Regions from separate parts of the Mus musculus genome. Here region 2 is linked to region 1. Evidence: chromatin loops called from intact Hi-C (ENCODE). Cell type or tissue: heart. All regions are shown on one strand.

Region 1 (8,000 bases):
AAACATGACCTGGAGCAAAGGAGCCCTAGGAGGCAAAAGGAAAGAGCTATGATGGAGGCCTGTACAGAATTTGGAGAGAATCCACAGCACGTGGGACTGGGACGGTGTAACAGGGCCTGGGAGGCAGGTGGGTGGGCGTGCAGAGCAAGGGAGCTCTTTACAGCTAGGCCAGCCTTTGAAGGGGCTGAGAGCTGCAGGCTGACTGCTGACTGAGTTTCCTGAAGGCCGGGCAGGAAGCTCGCGGGTTCCAGGAAGTGGATGGAGCAGCCATATTTACTACTGACAACTGTGCCCCAATGTTCTTGGTCACCTTATTTTGACAGTCTCTCTTTGGGCCAAGCATAATTAATTCTGGAATGTCTCACCCCTACCTTCCACCTCTGTTTCTCTTGGCTCATTTTTCATTCTCCTTGCTAAGTGACGAAGGGCAGTGTAGGGAGAATGATCCAAGCCCTCTGCAGCGGGCTAACGCCTTCCACAAAGCGGCCTCAGCAACCTCCATCCTTCCAGGCCTTTCCCAACCACCGGCCCCTGTTATATGTATGTCTGCACATCCCAACTCCTCCTTGAAGTGTTTTTAAAATCTCACCACAGTCAAGTGGAAATCTGAAAAACAACCCCCAAATCCTCGTGTATATTCTTTTTGTTCTCCCATAGCCCATGCATGAGCATTTGGTTTCATCTGGGGCAATGCTTAAACTTTTAAAAACTCTGTTTCACACAACGAGTCTTTGGCAGAAGGGTACCTGCCAAAAGACCTGCTCTTTCTGTGTTCTTTGAGGTGTCTGGATAGTGCTGGGCATGTGACATGTACTCCTGGATTTTGGTATTGAATGAAACGCAACTTCTTTCAGAAGGAATGTTCCAAATGCAATTAAATTACGATCATATATAAACACTTCCCGCTATGTGGTTTCCTCTCTGAAGGAAGGCAAGCAACCGTGAAGTGACTGGGGGAGCCACATATGGGAACTCAACCTCACTCATCTATAAAACAGGAAGAAAGGCTTATTTCTAGCTTCTCAGTGAGGACTGAATGGGTGGCCAGAGCCACACGGAACGGCTCAAGGACTTAATGGACCCGGACTCTCGAACTCTTAACCCTCGGAGCCACCAAGTCGCTTACGTCATTCAAAGCATGAATGAGCCCCGCATAGGTTTGACAAAGTGCTTCAATAAAGAAAATGTGGTCTCCTTCTCTCTTGGCATACTTCATGTAATTGAAACTCATCTGCAAATCCTCGTATATCATACGCTCCTTAGACGAGTGACGCATCGAGTGGAGCCCGGGGACTCGGGGGCACCAAGAGTTTCTCGGGAGGTCTGGGAGGTTGAAGCTATTTAATAATAGCACTGAGATGCTTTCTCACCTTCATTCTCTCATAAGCACCGTGGAGTTTCCCGGAGGATGGACTAGGATGACATCACTGCAGGGGCAGAGAAGGAGATGTGGGCGGGGGATATAGGCTTGTGTTCTGGTGCGTGTGGAGGTCAGAAGAGGGCATTGGATCCCTTGGAGCTGGAGTAAGAGACCGGTGAGACATGGGTGCTGAGGACTGAACTCCAGAGAGCAGTACAGGGAACCAATGTCCCACCCAACCCTACAGTCTTTGAGGGTGGTGCATTTTCAGAGGTAACTGTTTGGTTTTAGTATTTTACTTTAGTATTTAGTATTTTAGTATTTTGAGTATGCTCTCTCTTATTTTACCTACTATAATTTCTGTACTTTGCCATTGTTCCAGAGTTTGGCATTTATTTGGAAGCTTAACAGCAAACACATACTTCATTATTATTTAAGAAACATTTCAAAATTTTCCTTCAAAATTATCTAAACTTACTACTTTAAGAGTCTATTTTTTATAGGATAATAAGAAAAATTAGCTGGATGGTAGTGGCACACGCCTTTAATCCCAGTACTTGAGAGGCAAAGGCAGGCAGATTTCTGAGTTTGAGGCCAACCTGGTACACAGACACACACACAGATACAAACACATACAGACACACACAGAAACACACACACAGATATATACACACAAACATACACACAGACACACACAAACAGATACACACCCATACAGACACACAAACACACACACAGATGCACACACATACACATACACACATACAGATATACACACAATTTTTTTTAAAAAGGAAATATAATTTTTTTAAAATACCCAAATTGGCAGGACATGGTAGCACAAGCCTTTAATTCTAGCATTTGGAAGGGAGAGGCAGGTGGTCCTCTGAATCTGAGGCCAGCCTGGTCTACAGAGTGCATTCCAGGAGAGCTAAAGCTACAGGAAGAAACCCTGTCAAAACACCAAACAAACAATAAAAAGCTTAACCTATAGATCTGTTGTTTTGTTCACACGTGTCTGAAACAAGTTCAGAGTATTGGTCTCAATCGCTGAACATCCTTTATTCTGTGAGCTGCCCTGAGCAGTGCCTGAGGAGCTCGAGTTTCATGGTTTATTCTAGCACAACAGACACTGAGCTGCAAAAGCTAACCGGGCACACATATTGCTTCTCCCAGGACAAACACGTACGGGGTGGAATCCGGCTGCGCCTCTGTAGAAGGAAGGAAGTCCAGGCTCTCCCTTATAGGGATGGGGAGATGCTTCAGCATGTCAGACTGCGTGTTACTCTGCAGGGAACCCACAGTTTGGGTTTCCAGCACCCAAGTTAGGTGGTTTACAAACACCTGTAACTCCGGCTTCCAGGATCTGCCGGCCTCTTCTCTGAGGGCACTTGCACACACGTGTGAATATCTATACACACACGCACACACACACACACACACACACACACACACAATCTTTAAAAAAAAAAAGAATGCCCTTAACAATACAATAAACATTTATTTCATTAAGCATACACTTTATTTAGTATTGTAGAACAAAGCAGATTCAGATATATTTATCAAAATTTCTTATTCAGTGTGTAGTAGCTATTCCTGGTTGTCGACTTGACTATATCTGGAATGAACTAAATCCAGAATTAGAAGGCTCACCTGTGATCTAGATCTTGAGGCTGGGAAATACAAGTTTCTGCTGGATCTTGGCATGGAGATCTTGAGGCATAGTGGCCATGAAAAGCTGAGGCCTAGTCAAGGTAGTACACGTCTTTAATCCCAGGAGACTGAGTCATGAAGATCTCTGAGTTCAAGGTCAGCCCGGGATAAAGCAAGTCCCAGATCCAGGCATGGTGGTACACCCTTTTAATCTGGGCCACACCTTCTCCTGGAGACCTACATAAGGACATTGGAAGAAGAAAGGTTCCCTCTTCTACACCTGCTTGCCTTTGGGCCTGAGCAACTGCTAGATCCTTGGACTTCATTCACAGCTGCTGCTGACCATTGTTGGGGAGTTGGACTGCAGACTGTAAGTCATCAACAAATTCCCTTACTATATAGAGACTACCCATAAGTTCTGTGACTCTAGAGAACCCTGACTAATACACAGTGTTTTTTAGGATATTTATTTATTTATTTATTTAAGAAGGCATCTTACTGTGTTGTCCCAGCTAGCCTGGAACTCTCTGTGTAGACAGGCTGGTCTCGAACTCCTACAGCTGCACCTGCCTCCTGAGTGCTGGACCTCATTTTAACATGTGCAGAATTCATATAAAACATCTGTTGATCCTGAACTACAATGGGTGACTCCAAGAAGCACTTGTGGGGTTGTGCAAGTTACAAGCTGAACCAACCACCATTTAGTGGTGCACCATTTTATCTGGAGGAATTGGTATAGAACTATGGTAGGTATTTACTGAGTGTCTGGAATTTATTCTTAATAATGAAACTTAAGGGTAACTACAAATAGCACTGGTTGATGATGATAAAATTTTTGTGTTTTTAAGCCAAAAATATATTTGTTTAAAAATCCTTCCTCTAAAATTGTGTCTCAATATTTAAGGCCAGTAGTTATTGGTGTTGTCAAATGGGACTTTTTATGTTGTCTACTGAAAATGAGCACAAATCAGAAGTACTTTCTAGCTCAGTGAACCAGTAGCTTCCGAATGATAGAAGTATGAGCCTAGAAAAATGCATTCAAAGTGCAAGACTGATCACCGGCTTCTCTACTGTCCTGTGTTCTGATTGGTCCCACCACTGTCCTGCATTCTGATTGGCCCTTCACACGGCCTCAGATCTGACTTTGTACCAACCCTTAAGAAATAATTGTTTGCCAAATTTTGTTCTAGCATCAACAGAGCATATCGTCGTAACTATTTGAAAAACCTATTAAAATACATATCTCCTCTTCCAACTATACTTCTACGTGGAGCCAAGTTTTCTTCATATTTTTAAGCAAGGGAAAACACTGGAGCAGACTGAGCAGAAAGACAGAGAAATTCCCAGCTGTCTTCTATTAAGGCAGATGCTAGGGAGCCGGGCAGCAATGAGAACAGTGCTGCTCTTCTTGCTGCCTTAGCCTTAAAGAGCCCTCCCTCACCCAAATGTTACCCATGTTGTGCTTATCTTTTCGTAAACAATAAATATGTTTTCTGCTTTACATTTTCTTTTCCAATATAGTACATATTGAAATATTGATAGATAAATCTTCAAGTTTGGGGAATCATCAACTATAGTATAGACTGTCAATGGGTCTTTAGATTTTAAGAAATGCTGTCCTGAATGGTTGAGACCCTGTAAATGTTGGGAAATGGGCTCAAGTGACCTGACATATGGGCATCCTCTAGAAGACAGGAATTCTAACTTCAGCAGGAGACAAGGGGAAACAGACTGTTGTCCTTCACTCCTCTTGGTACAACTGGAGGGGATCTGTGTTCCATCCGATAGGTGACTGTGAGCATCCACTTCTGTGTTTGCCAGGCACTGTCATAGCCTCACAAGAGATAGTTTATCAGGGTCCCTAATGAAGAAGCTAGAGAAAGTATCCAAGGAGCTAAAGGGGTCTGCAACCCTATAGGAGGATCAACAATATGAACTAACCAGTACCTCCAAGAACTACGTATCTAGTTGCATATGTAGCAGAGGATGGCCTAGTTGGCCATCAAAGGGAAGAGAGGCCCCTTGGTCTTGCGAAGATCATATGCCCCAGTACAGGGAAATGCCAGGGCTAGGCATTGGGAGTGTGTGGGTTGGGGAGCAGGGCGGGGGGAGAATATAGGAGACTTTCGGGATAGCATTTGAAATGTAAATGAAGAAAATATCTAATTAAAAAAAAGACAAAACAACAACAACAAAAAAATTGAAGGGGATCAAGCAGAGGACTGACCAGGACTGGACACAGCAACTCTCTGGTGAGAATGGTAAGGTACTTTTCTGAGATGCAGGGTTAGGAGATCCCAAATGCATATGTCAAAAAACAACAAAAAACAAAAAACAAAAAAACAAAAACAAAACAAAAAACAAACAAACAAACAACCCCAGACTTTAGCACAGCTATTCAAAAATTTCAAACTGTATGTTTGGAATCATTATATTCTTTTGTCAAAGCAGAAAAAACAAAAAAACAAACAAACAAACAAAAAACCCATGGGATTTAAAAAATCAACTGAGTTTTTACATCTTAAAGAAGTAAAGCCCCCCACAGACCAGATGAGCGTTAAAGAAACGAGTGTTCCTTCATCCACCCCTCTCCTTAAGGTCTCTGGTTTATGTGTGTGGTGGTTTGAATGAAAATGGCCCCATAGGTCCATAGGAAGTGTCACTATTAGGTGTGGCCTTGTTGGAGGAGGTGTGTCACTGGGGACTGGCTTTGAGGTCTCAGATGCTCAAGCCAGGCCCAGTGTCACTCTCTCTTCCCGCTGTCTGTGGAACCAGATGTAGAACTGTCAGCTCTTTCTCTAGCAAACATGTCACCCTGCATGCTGCCATGCTTCCCGCCATGGTGATAATGGACTGAACCTCTTAACTGTAAGCCAGCCCCAATTAAATGCTTTCTTTTGTAAGAGTTGCCATGGTCATGGTGACTCTTCCCAGCAGCAGAGCCCCCCCCCCCCCCACTAAGACAGGATGTGAGCGCAGCATTAGCTAATTCTCTTCTCTCTTCCCTCTCTTCTCTCGTCATCTCCCCAGCACTGCCTCTTACAGCTCACACCAGTTTCTTCTCACTCACTGTTTAACTGAAGTGGCCTATCATTCCTCATCCTCCTGCCTCCATTTCCCTAGTGCTGGGATTAAAACTGTGTGTCATTTGCCCAGCTTATGCAAGGGTAGGAATCAAATGCATGCTGGGTAAGCACTCTACCAATCCGCTCCTATCCCCAGCCCAGCATCAGCCGTCTTGAGTTGGAAGAGCCATCCAGTGATTTATGGTGGGATTAAGTTTTGCCTCTAAGGATGTTGAGTGGGGTGGCTTGGAGTTTCTTTCTTGTTGACTGTGGCTGGAGATGAAAGCGGTGTCGACCCCCACTGATGTGCTTGTACCCTCTTATGGTGAAGGCCTGAACACAGGTCAACAGCAGCTGACCTCAGAGAAGACTATGGGACCACAGGCATCGCCACATCTCTACCAGGATGTCAAAGCTTGAATCTACAACCCTGCCTCTATTGATTCCCAAGACAAATTCTTTTACCTGATGGAAAACTAAAACATTTTATGAGCATTAAAATCAATAGAATTACAGCGTGCTTTATTCTACCCGTGTCCTAGTAATTTTCTAAGCAAGAACTTTTATGAAATTTTTTTTCCACAAAGCTCAGAGGTAATGTATCAACATTCTGACTATGTCCTTTTATAAAACCCCATATTGAACAAACAGTCTTTCAATTAGAACTACGGGTTCAATTTATCTTTTAGTGGAGCCTTTCGTAGAGAAAGGAAGACTGGCCTTGCACTTAGGCGCTCTGGATTCCTGTGTGTAGATGGGTACAAGGACACTGAGAACAGCCACCCATGCCAGGCACTGTGCTATGCACATCTCCAAGATTATTTGGTTTCATATTTCCACACCTCCGTGTTAAGCAGGTGAGAAATCAGGCCCTGTCGGGAATGAGAAACCCACCGATGAACAGCAGCCAAGCCGGGGCACAGCCCACTCAGGCTGACAATAATCCACAAGTATGGAACACTGTTAACATGCTTGGAAGAAAATTGTTCTTTCCCACCACAATCAGTAAGGAGTAGGAGGTAGCTCCCCAGTAGAACCCTTGCTTCATACGCACACGGTCTGGCTTTGATTCCCAGCACCACAAATTGCTATGAATAAACTGCTCTGACGTACGAGCGGATACTGAATTATTCTATCTCCATGTGCCACAGAATTCTAAAAATCAATAATGGTGCTGTATTCCCTCCTCTGATGAAACTTCCAAATATGGCTCTGTGAGGTTTTTATTTGATTAGTGACAGGAAGAAACAAAGGTCAAAAAAGCCTAAGACCATACACGTGTGGCAGGCTCCCCTCAGCCTCTAAGACCCTTCGTGTGGCAGGCGCCCCCTCAGCCTCGGTCCCTAATCACTCTCATGTCCCACCTCCCAGGGAGCGCATCAATACACAGATGATTGCTGGCTCGAGGGCATTGCTCTTCGTTAAAAGTTAAACAGCATCCAGTATCGTATGACTTAAGACCCGGATTTCAGTTGGACGGCTCTGCGTACACGAGGCCTCTCTTCAGTATTCGTTTGCTGTGTACCTTCTCCTTGAATTTCCTCATTCTCTATACAGCCACGAAGTTCCTTATCTCTTGTGTGGTTTTCAAAGCTACCTAGAGTGGCAACTTCCTGTCCACAAGGCAGGGAACAAACGCCCATTTCTATGGCTCATTCACTGAGTCTCTTCACTCTTATGGAAGGGCAATTTACACCTGTCCTGTCCTGCAGAGGGCAAATTCAATGAATTGTGAGACTGTAATCGCAAACCATTTAAAACCCCACTGCTCCTCAAGTAGTTTTCAATTTCCAAAATACTACTCTTTCATGTTCCACCGAAGTTCCTATGTGGTTTCAAGTCATTAGCATAGAAGAAATTATTTCCATTTTCTGTATTTGTCAAATCATATGCATGCCTACGTAGACATCTGTTTTTTTTTG
Region 2 (8,000 bases), 90 kb before region 1:
GGGGCCACAGAGACATCTCATGGGCAAACATTTTTGCCCTCTAAGTCTGAGGATAAGAGTTTAAATCCCCAGAGGTTATGTAAAGGCTAGGTGTGGAGCGTGGCTACACTCCCAGGACTCTCAAGACAGAGAGACACGCACAGCTTTGGTGTGGGCCTCAAATAAGGCAGAAGTCGAGGACCAACCCCCACAGTTGCCCTCTGTACTTCACATGCCTGCTGTGGCACACTGGCACCCACATTCACTCATGCAAATGCATACACATGTGCATGTGTGCGTGCACATGTACATGTGTTGGTCCTCTCAACTCTGGGCTTTGCCGCAGCAAAAGAAACGGACTTCCTTGTGGGTCCTCAAAATGTACATGTGCTTGCCTACATCTCCCTGGACCGCCGCCGTTGTGTGCTGGGCTTTAGGGAAGCGCCGAGACACAGCTCAGGGGGTGGGAAAACACCATCTAGGATGTGAGGCACCAAAGTTGGGGTTCCTTGCCTCCCGGATATCTAGTCACTGCTAGAGTGCCACACAGAGGAGTCGGAAACAAAGTATGAGGGTCCACGGGACTGTTGGGGGCCTGCGGGGCTGAGAATGATGACAAACCTGGGGCCAGGGAAATGGGGAAACGCAGCTTAGCGCATCTGTGAAGGTAACAGTGGTTGTCTGGAAGTGCTGAGAGGCCTTCTGTGGGAGACTTAGGCTTCAGCTCTGTAGGCAAAGCCTCTTCCATGCTCCCCACGACAGTTTTCGATGAGACAGTCCATGTTCATCCATACCGTTTATTGACTGTTCATCATGGGAAATGGATGTGTACCAACCTCTCAGGGTGGAGCAGAGATTAAATACCGTTTGCAGGGAGGAATGTCTGGGAAGGCTTATTGGATAAACCCTCGGGGCTCATTAGCTTGGAGAACTCTCTCCTGGGGCTACGTGACCACAGGTCATGTTTCTTTATGTGGGCAGTGTAGCAATGTTCCAGGCCAGGAACCTGGCAGGGAGCAGCGAGCCACCTACCATCTCAGGTGGGTGGGTGCCTGGGTACCAGGGTCTCAGACCTACTCTACCTTACAAAGTTTCCTGGCACAGTCCATTGTCCCACACTTCCTCTTCCCAAGATGTGTCACTGAGACAGTCTATAACTGAGACTCAGACTCATTGTTGTCCCCATGCCCCAACTTTTACACTCCACAGAATGGCTCAGACATTCTGGAAGTTACTTGTGGTTGCTTCTCAATTTGAATCACTAAAATCATTTTGCTTAAAAAAAAATTGATGTGGGAACTTTCTCACAGTATAAAGCTGTCTACAGTGCTGGTTCAGAGAGTGACAAAAACGTGACCGTGACCATCTCTGGGCTTTGAGATCACTGGTGGCTGGGGTCACCTATCTTTCTGTATCACATGGCACCTTTAGATTTGTTTTAATATTTAGTTTATGTGTATTAGTCTTTTGCTTGCATATATGTCTGTGTACCACATGTATGTCTGGTCCCTTGGAGGTCAGAAGAGGAGAGGAACCCTTGGAACTAGAGAGACAGACAGCTGTGACTGTGAGCTTCCATGTGGGTGCTGGAAATTGAACTAGACAAAGGCTCTTAACCTCTGAGGTAACTCTCCAGCCCCTCCCATGTTTGATATATATTTGTGTGTGTGTATGAATATATATATATATATATTATATATATTAATTAATTCATTCATTCATTGTTGAAACATGGTCTTTCTATGTAAGGTTGGCTGTCCTGGAACTTGCTATATAGGTAAGACTGGTCTCAAACTCTCAGGTCTCTACATCCTGAGTGCCAAGAATAAAAGTGTGTGGCACCATGCCAGCTGCTCACTCGTCCTCTTAATGAATAGGTTCTCTCTCTCTCTGTCTCTCTCTTTCTCGTACTCAAGTGATATGGAAGCTGAGTACACAGTCAGCATCACCCGTAGTTTTAGTTATCCACCGGGGATTGTGGAATATACACTCCTCTCCCCCCAGAAAAGGAGCTCCTGCACATAGTTGTTGAACGGTGGGTTGGACAATATAAGTCAAGACCTAGGGCTGTAGCTCACTGATAGAGCAAGGACTTTGTATGACCACGTCTCTGGGTTTGATCCAAAGCTAAGCAAAACTTATTAACAAATAAGCTTATTGATTAAAAGATATAATCGTTCATAGATATACTTTGAGGAAAATTTTATTTTTAACTGCTTTTATTGAAGAAAAAAAAAAAAGGAGCAAGAATCCCAGAAGACTGGATAGCTCATAAGTGACCAATTGTTAAACAGGGCTAATCTTGTCACATCCGATTTGGGGGGAGACGGGAGTCATCTCCCAGGTCATCATCTAAGCCATCAGAAGTCTCTAAAGGATATGCAGAGTCTTTCAAGAGAGTCAGTGGTGGATTCCAGACCTGCGGATTGTGGCCGGCCGGCCGGTGTGCCTGGGAGAGCAGGGAGGCTTCACGCTGGGTAAGAGCATGTGGTGATTTTGAGAACACACTGTGCTATGTGTGTTGCTGCTTTATTGTGAGATAGTCTCAAGTGGCTGAGGCTAGCCCCGATCTTGAACTTCTCATCCTTCTGCTTCTACTCTTACCCTCACGTGCTGGGATGACAGAGTGTAACACCATGTTGGGCTCTGCAGTGCCCGGGACTCAACCCCAGGCTTTGTGCATGCCAGACAAGCACCCCACCAGCTGAGCCACCGCCCAGCCCCTTCAGTATACACTTGAACTCGACTGTTATCAAAGCACCCTGGTACCCTCCTGAGTCAGCTTGTGCCCGATCGGCTCACTCCCTCGGCCATGAGAGTCACAGAGACCTTAACAACATATGCTTTACCTCCAAGTCCCCAGCTCCTAGGAATAGCACGCCACCCAGAACTTAGCACGCGTCTCTGCAGTCATGAGTGTTTGTAAAGGGAGTGAATGGGGACCGAGGGACCTCTGGCACATGGCATAGGAGTAAGACAAGCACACCTACGATGACAGCAGAGCCTGAGGAGTGATGACCGTGTGCAACAGCCAGAGCTGCCAAACAGATGTAGTTTCTATAACAACCACAGCTGGTCGGGGGACCTGGGAGGGAACACTAAATTGAACCCACGTGTCGGGATCAGGTCACAAGCCCATCCGCTGGGTTGGGTATAGCTGAGGGCAGTGAGCTTAAAGCAAGGACCCAGAATGGCCTGCTGGTGCCACCAGGCCTCTGATTTAGGCCAGACACAGCCGCTGCTCCCCTATGCATCACCCTGCCTCTCAGCGTCCACCTTGGGCATCTTCTGTTGCTATCCTGGATGAGGGTTGGCAATTACCTTAGTGAAAAGGAGCCACTATGTTAGTAGCTGCTGGGCAGAAACTGGGCCTAAGATCTGTTCTCCCGGCCTACCCTCACCTTTACTAAAACATTGCTGTTTGGCTGTCGGGGAGGGGTTTGGTCTTCACTGTTTTGGCTTTTAACTCGCTTGTAGAACTCTTGGAGTTCAGATCTCACACAGACAGATTACCCCAGAATCCAAGAGATGGGACTTAGCCACTGCATATATCAAAGCCCATCTCCTGTCCCTGTGACCCCAGCTTCAGCTGCAGCTAAGTCTGCTCCAGAGGCTTAGTGGGCAGGTGTGAGCTGAGGCTATCAGCTCTCTGCAAATGCGGTGGAAGGGTAACCATGGTCACCAGCAAGCGCCTGCTGATTTCTCACAAGTGCAATTCATGAGGCAAGAATTTCGCTCTTCATAAAAAGGTCCCCTGCTCCTGTCGGGAAAGGTAATTGCCACTTTTAGCTGCCTGTGACACAGTCATTATCCATTTCCTCATGTGCTGAGTGGCCATTGCCCACGGGATTTAGGTCATATTCTTGGTTAGTGAGTAAAAGAGGGTGTGAGGTGGACGTCCAGGCCTGTGACTCAGCCAGCTGGGCCCCGAGTCCCCGTGAGTGGCTTTTCCCAGGCCTGGCCTTGGTTCGTTCACATTGGTTTAGCCTAGCCTGGAGTGGGGGAGGGGCAGCGTAGAAGGATAAGTGTGGAATGGCGTCCTGGCTACAGCAGCAGCTAGTGCTTTCGTTCAAGTCTCAAGAGTCTCACAAGAGTCACATGGGTCAACGAGCTGGAGCCGTCCAGTACACGGTAGTCATCTTTATTTGGGTCACCTGACCCCGAGTCCCATACCTACTGCTCCCTCGTGTCTCCATGGTGGGGAGCCCAAGTCCAGGCAAACACTATTTTATCTATGGCAGAAACTGGATGGCCATTTGAGACTGAATTCCAAACAGCTGTTGGGCATACTGTGGGATTTCAGGCCACTCCCTTTACCTGACCCCAGATCCTGGTCCTTTGGTTAGCATGGTCCATCAGGACCAAGGGCACGCCTACCTGAGGAGGAGCCTGAGAGGCAGGCTGATGACACCTCCCTCCTCCTCCTCAGGCTGCCTCCTCACCTCCCTCGAACTGTATGTGATGGTTAGACCAGGAAATGAAATGTCTATTCTTCCTCATGATGGGGAAGCCTGGCTCAGAGAAGGCAAACTACTTGTCCAGGTTACAGAGCTAACTTCTTCTTCCTAGGCTCAGTGTCCAGTAGGATGTAGGTCCCCAGGCCTTCTCTACAGGGAGATGAGGGCACTTCTTGGAAACTGAGCCTTGGAAGACTATCATCACAGGTGCTTGTGCCTGCAACCCTAACTCCCCACCCCCACCCTCTATCAGGCTCAGAGCCCAGAACTCCTCCCTGGGCATGATGGCGCTGATACAGGCCGAGATTCACTGTTCCAACCTACTTGCCAACAAGCAATAGACCAGTGTTAGCAAAGACACGGCTGCAGTCCTCTGGAGAGAGCGCCGAGGAGACAGCAGGGTGCTTGTGTAGATGCTGCCAGGAGGCGTTCATCTCAGCATCCCGAAGCCAGATGTCCAGGAGATTGTGAGGTAGCCCCAGCACAGGCCAGAGGTTGGATTAGCCCAGGTTAGGAAGGTTGCTGAGTCTGGCTCTCCCAGTTACCAGCTGTGCCTTCATGTGTAATGTGTGGACAGTATATTTATCTCAATTGGGCGTTGTAAAGACTGAGTTAATATGTAGAAAGCACTGGTCCTTTTCTTGGGAGTGGGGGCAGCCAAGCCTTCTGGAACCAGGTACTCCCTCCAGGTACTCCCTCCAGCTCTCACCATCTTGTCTACAGCTGAGCTCTGCTTGGCCAAGCCAGACAGCATGGGTGGGCAGCCGGTGTGCACTGCAGTGAGACACTAAGGTCACATGTTTGCTTGTATTGTTTGACTTTTTGGACTCAGATAAATACTACATTATGCATAAATAATAATAATACAGAATTATGTATTAATAATAATAGTACTGCATCAATAATAATAACACTGCATTATATCTGCAATCCAACTTGAGTAAAACATTATATTATTTTTGTTTTAACTTTAATTTCTCGGAGTGCCTTTCAGAGTCCTCCTTGCTTATCTGTTGTTCCTTTTCATCTCAGTGGAGAGACCACACAAATTTCAAACAGCCTGTAGCTTGACCTCACAGTTTACAAAGTGCCCTTGCCCACCTGTTCCCTGGCAAGAGCTGACCCAGCGCTCTGTGGGAGATGGAGGCTGATGGAGAGACAACTTTTTAGGGGCTAGGGGACTTTTATTCCTTTGCATTATTTCTTGGAACACGTGGGCAAGAATGGGATCAAGGACTTAGCGAGCGTGGATTTATGGACTCATTCTCTTTAGTTTTATTAACCAGGGGAAAGGAGCTTCTTGGCTTATTCTCCATCAATGCATGCATTTATTCTTTGTTCAGGTATCTAACCACCGCCCGTCACTCATCTGTCACCTGTTTGTCACTGTCACCTGTCCATCACTCATCTGCCACCTGTCCGTCACTCATCTGTCACCTGTCTGTCACTCATCTGTCACCTGTCTGTCACTCATCTGTCACCTGTCTGTCACTCATCTGTCACCTATCATCACTCATCTGTCACCTGTCTGTCACTCATCTGTCATCTGTTCATCACTCATCTGTCACCTGTCCATTTATCCTATTCTATTTCCTCCAAGCTTTAAACATATTACAGATACTAGAAAAAAGTGTACTCTGGCACATATATGAACATGGACATAGTGGAGGAGTCACTGCTCTCCATTCTACTCCCACCCCCACCTCCATACCCAGTCACACACACATGCATACACACTCACAGACACACTCTCATATACATACACACTCACACACACACACACACACACACACATACCACACACACAGTTACAGACACTCTCATACACACATACATTTACACAGGTACACTCACATCACACAACACCACACACACACTCACACACCACACACATATACAGTCACATAATATACACACATCAAACACACTATTTAGATACATATTACACATACACACCACACACATACTGACAGACACACACACACCATACACACATGCCACACTTGCATACATATATACACATTATACACAGACAGCACACACACACACACACACACACACACACACACACACCTGGCTGGCTCAAACTCCCAGATATCCTCTTCCTCTGCTGGAATTAAGGTGTGTGGTACTACTCCTGGGTGGTTTCTAACTCAGTGAAATACTGTGGGGGAAAAAAACACAGGTAAGTAAGAAAACGTACTCCTTGAGAATAGAGTTCCCAGGACAGCACAACATTAAGAGCTTGATGTGCAGGGATCTGATTGAGCCAAGGAAGGGGTGAGGTTGAGAGACGGGGATCAGGGCTGACCTTGGACCTGACAACAGAACCTCCCTCTGGCTACCTCCTACCTGTGTGACTTTGAACAAATCATCTAGCGTTTGATGATCACAATGATGGTCACATCACCGGGAAGAGCTGCCTGAGGGAGGAAGGACCTATTGTGGCTCATGGTTCAAGGGTACAGAGCAGAGGTGGTTGTCCCATGTGCCTGTCCTCAGGGACAGGTCAACGCTAATACTCGTCAGAATCTCTCCCCACTTCCTTCCTTCCTTCCTTCCTTCCTTCCTTCCTTCCTTCCTTCCTTCCTTCCTTCCTTCCTTCCCTCCCTCCCTCCCTCCCTCCCTCCCTCCCTCCCTCCCTCCTTCCTTCCTTCCTTCCTTCCTTCCTTCTTCCCTCCGTCTCCTTTTCTTCTTTCCTTATTTTTTCTTTTATCTTTTAAACACTGAAAATAGATTTTCTCATACAATATATCCAGTTATACTTCCCCCCTACTCCTCCCAGTTCCTCCCCACCTCCCCTGCAGATCCACTCCCTTTCTGTCTCTTGTTAGGAAATAACAGGCTTCTAAGAGACAATAACCAAACAGGACAAAATAGAATATAATAAGATGAAGCAAAAATGATCATATTGGAGTTGGAGATGGCAACCCAACAGGAGAAGAAGAGTCCCAAGGGCAGGCGCGACTGTCAGAGAGACCCACTGGTTCCCAGTCAGGAATCCCATAAAACACCAAGCTAACTGCTATAGCATGTGTTCAGAGGGCCTGCGGCAGAGCCATGCAGGCCCCGTGCTTGCTGTCTCGTTCCCTGTGAGCTTGTATGTGCCTTGCCCGGTTGATTCAGAGGGCTGTGCTTTCATCCTGACCTTCATGCCCTCGGCTTTTACAGTCCTTCTGCCTCCTTCTTCACTGGATCCCCTGAGCTCTGAGGGCAGGTGTTTGATAGAGACATCCCATTTAGACTCTCTCTGTGTGTAATGTCTGGCTGTGGGTTTCTGCTTCTATTCCCATCTGCAACCCGAGAAAGCCTCTCTGATGATGACTAGGCAAGACACTGATCTGTGAGTATAACAGAATATCATTAAAAGCCATTTTTAACACTTTAAAATATGTATATGTTTATAAATCACTAGTGGTTAGTTTTATATAAGCCTCTGGGTATTGTAGTCTCTGGTTCTTGGTCATTCAAGCTGTGTCAGGTATGGGTTCCTTCTCACGGAGTGGATCTTAAGTCAAATCCGGTTGGTTACTCCCACGACTTCTGTGCCACCATTGCCCTAGC

The links. A loop is a pair of places that touch in the nucleus more often than their neighbours do. Peaks named below come from ENCODE experiments on the same cell type or tissue, not always from the same donor. Only the 100,000 strongest peaks of a DNase experiment are listed, where the experiment ranks them.
Region 2: it touches region 1 in a loop (2.0-fold over the local background); 2 of 42 quality-filtered maps call a loop at or near these places.

Annotation. Positions count from the first base shown.
Region 1 is chr17:87,142,945-87,150,944 of GRCm38, reverse strand. No RefSeq gene overlaps it. Among named protein-coding and RNA genes, the nearest start is that of Socs5, 39 kb to the right of the region's middle. In heart, no CTCF peak of the experiment used is centred here; no DNase peak of the experiment used is centred here.
Region 2 is chr17:87,233,060-87,241,059 of GRCm38, reverse strand. No RefSeq gene overlaps it. Among named protein-coding and RNA genes, the nearest start is that of Gm51270, 17 kb to the right of the region's middle. In heart, no CTCF peak of the experiment used is centred here; no DNase peak of the experiment used is centred here; H3K27ac peaks cover 1,182 bases.